3 separate regions of the Homo sapiens genome follow, and all the other regions are linked to region 2. Evidence: chromatin loops called from intact Hi-C (ENCODE). Cell type or tissue: heart left ventricle. All regions are shown on one strand.

Evidence for each region. Hi-C counts contacts between places; a loop is a spot of excess contacts. Peaks named below come from ENCODE experiments on the same cell type or tissue, not always from the same donor. Only the 100,000 strongest peaks of a DNase experiment are listed, where the experiment ranks them.
Region 1: it touches region 2 in a loop (4-fold over the local background); 43 of 110 quality-filtered maps call a loop at or near these places.
Region 3: a loop joins it to region 2, with 5 times the contacts of the local background. A loop is called at or near these places in 43 of 110 quality-filtered maps.

What each region holds. Positions count from the first base shown.
Region 1 is chr15:89,563,598-89,566,097 of GRCh38, forward strand. No RefSeq gene overlaps it. Among named protein-coding and RNA genes, the nearest start is that of TICRR, 11 kb to the right of the region's middle. In heart left ventricle, no CTCF peak of the experiment used is centred here; no DNase peak of the experiment used is centred here.
Region 2 is chr15:89,357,239-89,359,738 of GRCh38, forward strand. LOC124903549 (a long non-coding RNA gene) reads right to left here and starts at 1,428. Exons shown (of 2, transcript XR_007064750.1): 1 at 1,345-1,428. RefSeq lists silencers at 1,520-1,814, 1,872-1,931, 1,992-2,041 and an enhancer at 1,532-1,811. In heart left ventricle, CTCF peaks have their summits at 1,561 (motif pointing right) and 1,764; DNase peaks (open chromatin) are centred at 1,543 and 1,783; H3K4me3 peaks cover 755 bases; H3K27me3 peaks cover 2,300 bases.
Region 3 is chr15:89,551,310-89,553,809 of GRCh38, forward strand. No RefSeq gene overlaps it. Among named protein-coding and RNA genes, the nearest start is that of TICRR, 23 kb to the right of the region's middle. In heart left ventricle, no CTCF peak of the experiment used is centred here; no DNase peak of the experiment used is centred here.

The DNA.
Region 1 (2,500 bases), 210 kb after region 2:
AAAAAAAAAAAAAGTATTTTAGATATAAATCTAGCAAAACATGTACGTAACTTGTATGTTGAAAACTACAAAACACTGAAAAAATATCCAAGAAGACCTAACTAAGTGAAGAGATACACATGTTCTCATACTGGGAGGATCATAGCAAAGATGTGAATTCTCCCCAGATTGATTTGTAAGTTTCAAGCACTTCCAGCAAGATTCTTTCTAGATATAGATAAGCTTATTCTAAAATTTATATAGAAAGACAAAGGAACTAGGATAGCTAAAACAATTTTGAACAACAACAAAGTAATAAAGTGCTAGGAATCATACTACCTGCTTTTAAGATTTATTATGCAGCTACAGTAATCAAGACTGTGTGGTACTAACAGAGAAACAGACACATAGGTTAGTGAACTAACATTAAAAACCTAGAAATAGACCATACAAATATGCTCAATTGATTTTTTTCTAGCTTGAAGATTTTTTATTATAATAAATACAGATAATATAAAGCTGACCATTTTAGCCATTGTATTTCTTTTTATTTTATTATATATACATATTTTTTCCTTTTTTTACACATAGGAATATTTTAACCATTTTACTTATTTTTATTTTTATTATTATTATTATTTTTCGAGACAGAGTCTCACTCTTGTTGCCCAGGCTAGAGTGCAGTGGCGCGATGTTGGCTCACTGCAACCTCCACCTCCCGGGTTCAAGCAATTCGCCTGCCTCAGCCTCCTGAGTAGCTGGGATTACAGGCGCCCAACACCATGCCTGGCTAATTTTTGTAGTTTTAGTAGAGACGGGGTTTCTCCATGTTGGCTAGGCTGGTCTCAACCTCCTGACCTCAGGTAATCCGCCCGCCTTTGCCTCCCAAAGTGCTGGGATTATAGGCATGAGCCACTGTGCCTGGTCTATCTTTTATTTTTATTTTTTTTGAGATGGAGTCTTGCTCTGTTGCCCAGGCTGAAGTGCAGCGGCATGATCTCGGCTCACTGCAACCTCCGCCTCCCGGGTTCAAGCAATTCTCCTGCCTCAGCCTTCTGAGTAGCTGGGACTGCAGGTGTGTGCCACCATATCCGGCTAATTTTTGTATTTTTAGTAGAAATGGGGTTACACCATGTTGTCCAGGCGGGTCTCAAACTCCTGACCTCAGGTGATCTGCCCACCTCAGCCTCCCAAAGTGCTGGGATTACAGGCATCAGCCACCACGCCTGGTCTGATTTTTTTTTTTTTTTTTTGAGATGGAGTTTTGCTCTTGTTGCCCAGGTTGGAGTGCAATGGCACGATCTCGGGTAACTACAACCTCCACCTCCTGGGTTCAAGTGATTCTCGTGCCTCAGCCTCCCTAGTAGCTGGGATTACAAGCATGAGCCACCATGCCCAGCTAATTATGTATTTTTAGTAGAGACAGGGTTTCTCCATGTTGGTCAGGCTGGTCTTGAACTCCCTACCTCAGGTGATCCGCCCACCTCAGCCTCCCAAAGTGCTGGGATTACAGGTGTGAGCCACCGGGTATCCATAACAAAAAGAGAGAGAGAGAGAGAGAAACTTGATCTATAATTAAAATTCAAAAGTTAAAAAGAAAAACAACGAACTCATGTTGTCAGCCAGCCCATATCTATCTCACATAGTTGGAACAAGGACTGGACATGTGCAATAAACACTATCATTTATAGGGTGGAAGAAGAGGAAGAACACTACACTCACTGGGCCACAGCATACCAAGATCCTGGCAGGGAGATATTTTGAGCTCCCTTGATCTAAGGGTAGTTTTTACCCCTGAAGAGGCCGGTTTCTGCTCTCTGACCATAGCTATCCATGCCAGATCCTCAGTTTTTCCTTATCTTGTCTGACTTCATTTGTAGGGCCATTAGGGGTTATGGCTTTCTGGGGGTCTTACCATCTATTACACCCTACGTGGGATTCTGGTGGTCCAAGTTCATTATTTTTATGCAAACAAAGACTCTTTTCCTCAGTTCAAGCTTTTATAGTTCTTTTTTTGTGTGTGAGTTTTCTAGTGTACACACACACTCACACACAGACCATTTAAAAATCTATTTGATTGCATTTAGCTCCAAGCGTAATTAAACCTCTCCTCAACTCATTCTGGCTATTCTTTCTTTTTTTTTTTTTTTTTTTTTTTTTTTTTTTTGAAAAGGGGTCTTGCTCTGTTGCCCAGGCTGGAATGCAGTGGCGCTATCTCGGCTCACTGCAAGCTCCGCCTCCTGGGTTCATGCCATTCTCCTGCCTCAGCCTCCCAATGGGACTACAGGCGCCCGCCACCACGCCCGGCTAATTTTTTGTATTTTTAGTAGAGACGGGGTTTCACCGTGTTAGCCAGGATAGTCTCAATCTCCTGACCTCGTGATCCGCCCGCCTCGGCCTCCCAAAGTGCTGGGATTACAGGCATGAGCCACCGTGCCCGGCCCATTCTCGCTATTCTTTCTTTTTCTCATCTTAATTAAAATATCTTGAGTTTACTAGTTGGCTGGGACACAACACTCGC
Region 2 (2,500 bases):
CCCAGTTTCTTTGTCCCCTTATCACCTGACCACAGCACTGACTCCAGAGGCTGTTGAGCTCCCCCTGCTCACTGCACACCTTCCCAGTCCAGGTCTCACTTCAGTGCTCAGGAGAGACCCTGGTACATTCAGGCCAGACCAGGGATTAGCCCTCGGGGGTCAGTGGCCATGCCAGCTTCAATTAATTAGTTGTCAGCGGGGAAGGGAGGATGAAGGACATAGAAGTATGGCCAGTTAGGCCCATCCAGTCTTTAGGTGAAGGAAGAGGCCACGATGGATATGTTCAGGTCAGAAAGTTTCATGGAGGAGTGACATTCACCGAGAATCTGAAAGACACCCCAGAGGGAGGAGTATTCCAGGCAGAGACACTGTAGGGTCACACAAAGGCAGGGAGGGGTGCAAGAGCTTGGGCCTTAAGGAAATGAGAGATGCCTGGGATGGTTGGAGTGTCGGGTTCCTGAAAATGGGAACAAGGCTCTCAGGGGGACAAGTCTCAGGGGGAGCTTGTATGCCTGTGAGGGACTCGAGGCTTTCTCTTGGAGCCAGAAGACCCTTGTCAAGCAAGGAAGAGACATGATCAGATTGGCCTTTTACAAAGCTCTCTCCCCAGCAGTGTGGATGCCATATTGGAGGGGGCTGAGTTCTGAGGTGGAGCCCCAATTAGGAGACTTCTGAAGTCATCCAGGTGAGAGGGGAGAGGTAGGGCTGGAGTGGCTGGGGCTGCATTGTGGCTCCGGCAGATTCCAGCTGTGTGACCTTGAGCACATTACTTACCCTTTCTGAGCTTTATCCCTAGCGGTGCCTGGCATATAGCAGGAGCTCAGCACATATATGTTGAATGAATAAGTGAATGAATGTCAAAAAGCCATCGAAATGCGTGGCCAGACTGAAGACAGAACACCATGCTGAGCCTGAAAGGACACTCATGTCACGGGGCTGGGAGCCTGGGGAAACATCTCCAGACCTTCCAAATCCCGGGCCTTGCTCGCTCATCTCATCGTTACCTCTTGCCCATCTCCCACCTTGCCCTTGGAATAAGGGATCTCCGGATCTGATGAGAAAGGGCTTTTATTTCTTAATTTTCTGAGGCCCTGCAGATATGAGAGGGACCCTGGCGGAAAAGAAAGCCACTGAGATGGGGAGGGCAAAGCTGCAAATGGACTGGACCTGCCATGAAGGCAGGGTTCTTGCCAGGCTGCAAGAATCGAGGGTAAGGTCCCAAACCTGCCCCGTCCGCTTCAGTCTCCAGAAAGCCTTCCTGAAGGAGGCCAAGATAGCAGAGGTGCCAGTCTTAGGTGGAAGAGGAGGTGAGATTTCACCCTGTCCCTCATTCTGTTTCCTGACCTGTAGTGGTTGAGAGGCAAAGAGGTGCCCAGCTCTCCTTAGATTACTGCATCTTCGTCCCCTACACTTAGCCACAAACCGCCAGGCAGGTGCCCAAGCACCGCCCGCGCTGCGCGGGTCCCGAGCCGTTCTCGACATCGGTGGCAGCCTCAGCCGCGCTCACCTGCATCTCCCCGGAACGCCCACCAGAGGGCGCTGTTGGACAGCGCGCAGAGCCAAGCTTATGGGGCGGAAGAGCTGCGAGGTCAGCACCGCCGACTGGAGCACTCGGGGCGGGTGGGCAGGACGAGCGGAGGCCGTGGGTTGGAGCGTGGGAGACCTTCAGGAGCTCCTACGTCCTCTAAGAGGCTTGGCGTAGTCCGGCGAGGTCTCGGGGGTGCGCGGACACCAGCCTCCTCAGCCTCAGGTCTGGAATCCGGCGGGATGGGGGACTGGGCGACGGCATTGTGAGGGCTCGGCGGAGGCGCCAGGGGGCGCTAGCTGGCTCCTCGCAGCCGATCCAGGCCGCGGCGGTTCCACGAGGTCCGGCGCCCCGCGCCCCGCGACCCGCGGTCCTGGCCAAGCTGTCAGGGAAGGTGCGGCGGAGACCACCCGTTCCTCTTCTCCCTCCCTCCCTCCCTCTTCGGCCGGCGGGGAGTGGCGCCCACCATCCAGCCTGCGCCTCTGCGCCCTGCACCCCCATCCGCACCCTTTCTCCGGCCAAGTTTCCCTGCGCCCCCGTTCCTGGTACCCGCGCCGGCCTCCGTGGCTCCTCCACGGCTCTCTCCTGGAATTAAGCTTCCGGGAAGGGTTTGGCCGATTCTCAGACTGGAGAAGGCGGGCCCCAGCAGAGGCCCGAGTGATTTCGAGAAGCCCCGTGGCTGGGCGTCGATGTTCGCCCTGGACTCAGTGACCCAGTAACCCCACAGCAGGAGGAACAGGCTCGCTACGGGGTTAGGGAACCTTCAGGCGCCGAGAAAAAGATACGCAACGGCAAGCCATACTTTTCTGGACACTGGCTCTGGGGGCGCTGCTCCTCTGAACCTCGACTTTCCCCAGGCACGCACCTCAGAGCTGAGCCCCCTGGGGACTCCCAAGCTCTGCGTCTCCCTGAGTCCTGAGGCAGGAGAGGAGGAGGCTTCAGGGGCGGATGAGCCTCCTCCCCCTAGCCGTACCC
Region 3 (2,500 bases), 190 kb after region 2:
AGGGAAGAGGATGTGAAGACACACAGGGAGAAGCTGGCCATGGGGCTGAAGCAATGCATCTACAGGCCAAGAAACACTAGGAGGGCCAGCAACAGAATCTAGAAAAGGCAGGGAGAGAGTCTCTCCTGTACCATTGGGTGAGCATGGCCCTGCCAACACTGATTTCATGTCTAGCCTCTAGACTTGTGAGAGGATAAATTGCTGCTGTTTTAGGCCACTTAGTCTTGGGGACTTTGTTAAGGCAGTTCAGGGAAACTAATACAGTGGCCCTAGGAACAAGAGAGAGTGAGGATAACTCTCAGGGGTCGAAGGGCATGCCCCAAGCAGTCCACAAGGAACACAGTGTTTCTTTGAAGTTCATTGTCTGAAACCCTTGTTGCATTCAATTCAGGAAGGCAGTAGTTCCACTTTTTATGGTATGAAACGATGAGTCAGAAGAGTTAGTCCACCAAGGGGCAGACTCCAGTCACAGGGGTTTTCTTTTCTTCTCTTTATCCTCTGCCTAAGACAATACTCAAGATATTCACATAATAACCACTCTGGTTTTTCAGCTTCTACGGATACAATAGTGTCTTTCAAATGTCTGAATAGTCCAGCGGGTGTGGTGGTGTGCACTTATAGTCCCATCTACTTCAGAGACTGAGGCAGGATGATTGCTTGAGCCCAGGAGTTTGAGACTAGCCTGGGCGATATAGCAATACCCTGTTTCTAAAAACCAAAACCAAAACAAAACAAAAAACAACAACAAGAAAAACTCTGAAGAGTCTAGATCTCTACTTATTTCATCTCAATCTTAGGATGTGGACACAGAATTTTGCGTGCCAACCTTCAGCCATGTTGCTCACATTAACGCAGCTGCTTTAAAGGGGAGAGGTGATCTGACCTATTTTATTACTTTTCCTTAGGCAGAAACTATGGGCCTTAGTGACATACAAATAACCAACCATAACTTGGTTACAGCTTTCAGACAAGTACAGTGGGCAGCCCTCTTGAGTCTGTTAAAACAGCAAACAGGTAGAATTTCTGGCCACAGAGAGAGAGAGACAGACCACATATCAGGCACAGTTTGCTAGCTCATTTGTTTCCCAAGAGAAAGAAAGGAAAAAAAATCAGTAATGGTACGTAACTGTGGGGAACAGCAGGTGCTTTAGGCCAAACTTATTGAAGGGTCTGCTGAAACACTCTTGTTCTAGCACGGAAGTCACATAAATTTTACGTGCTACTCCATGATATAGCAATGTATCTTTTCTCAGCATTTTTAAATAGAAAATTTTAAACATAATGATTTTACAGTCAAAATTCCTACACCCATCACCCAGATTGTACTATTAATTTTTACTACATTTGCTACGTCTCATCTCTATCCATCCATCAATCCACTTTATTTTTTATGGATCCAAAAATCTATTGCAGACATCGACACCCTTTCCCCTAATTACTTCAGCATGCCTTTCATTAACTAGGGTTCAGTATTGTTTAATTTATTATTATTATTTTTTTTTGATACGGAGTCTTGCTCTGTTGCCCAGGCTACAGTGCAATGGCATGATTTCAGCTGACTGTAACCTCTGCCTCTCGGGTTCAAGCAGTTATCCTGCCTCAGCCTCTTGAGCAGCTGGGATTACAGGTGCACGCCACCACACCTGGCTAATTTTTGTATTTTCAGTAGAGACGGGGTTTCACCGTTGGCCAGGCTGGTCTCGAACTCCTGACCTCATGATCCGCCCACCTCGGCCTCCCAAAGTGCTGGGATTATAGGTGTGAGCCACCTCGGCCAGCCTTGTTTAATTTTTTGAGGTGAAATTCATAAGCAAAAAAATGCAGCATCTTAAGTGAAACTTTTCCAAATTTTGACAAATGAATAAACCGGTGCAACCCAATCCCTACCAAGATATAGAGCAGTACCTAACCCCATTACCATTCCCTCCTGCCTCTTCCTAGTCAATCCCTGCCCCACCTACCAGACAAAGCCACTCTTGTAATTCTTTTCCTCCATAGGTTAGATTTGTCTGTTCTGGAACTTTATATAAATTGAATTATATCGAACATTTTCTTTTGTGTAAGGCTTCCTTCACTAAACGTAATGATTTTGAGAGTCACCTATGTTACCACATGTATCTGTAGTTTGATCTTTTTTATTCTGAGTAGTATTTCATTGTGTGACTCTAGCACTGTTACCCATTTTCCTATTATTGATGCACATCTAGGCTGTTTCCAGTTTGGGGCTATTATGAATAAGGTTGCTATAAACATTCTTGTACACGAAATATACTCCCAATGTTGTGCGATCATCACCACCGTCCAACCCATATCATAGTTTCATCTCAGGAAACACTTTTCATTTGACCCTACACTTTTGAAGAATGAATTCAAAATGGATCCTCCAGCCCTTTACTCCTAAACCACTTGGCAGCCCTAGAATTCACAGTGTGATAGAAATCTTTGCTCATGCTCCCATTAGCTGGTCCAGGTCTCACTGGTTTAGCCCAGCTCAGGGTTG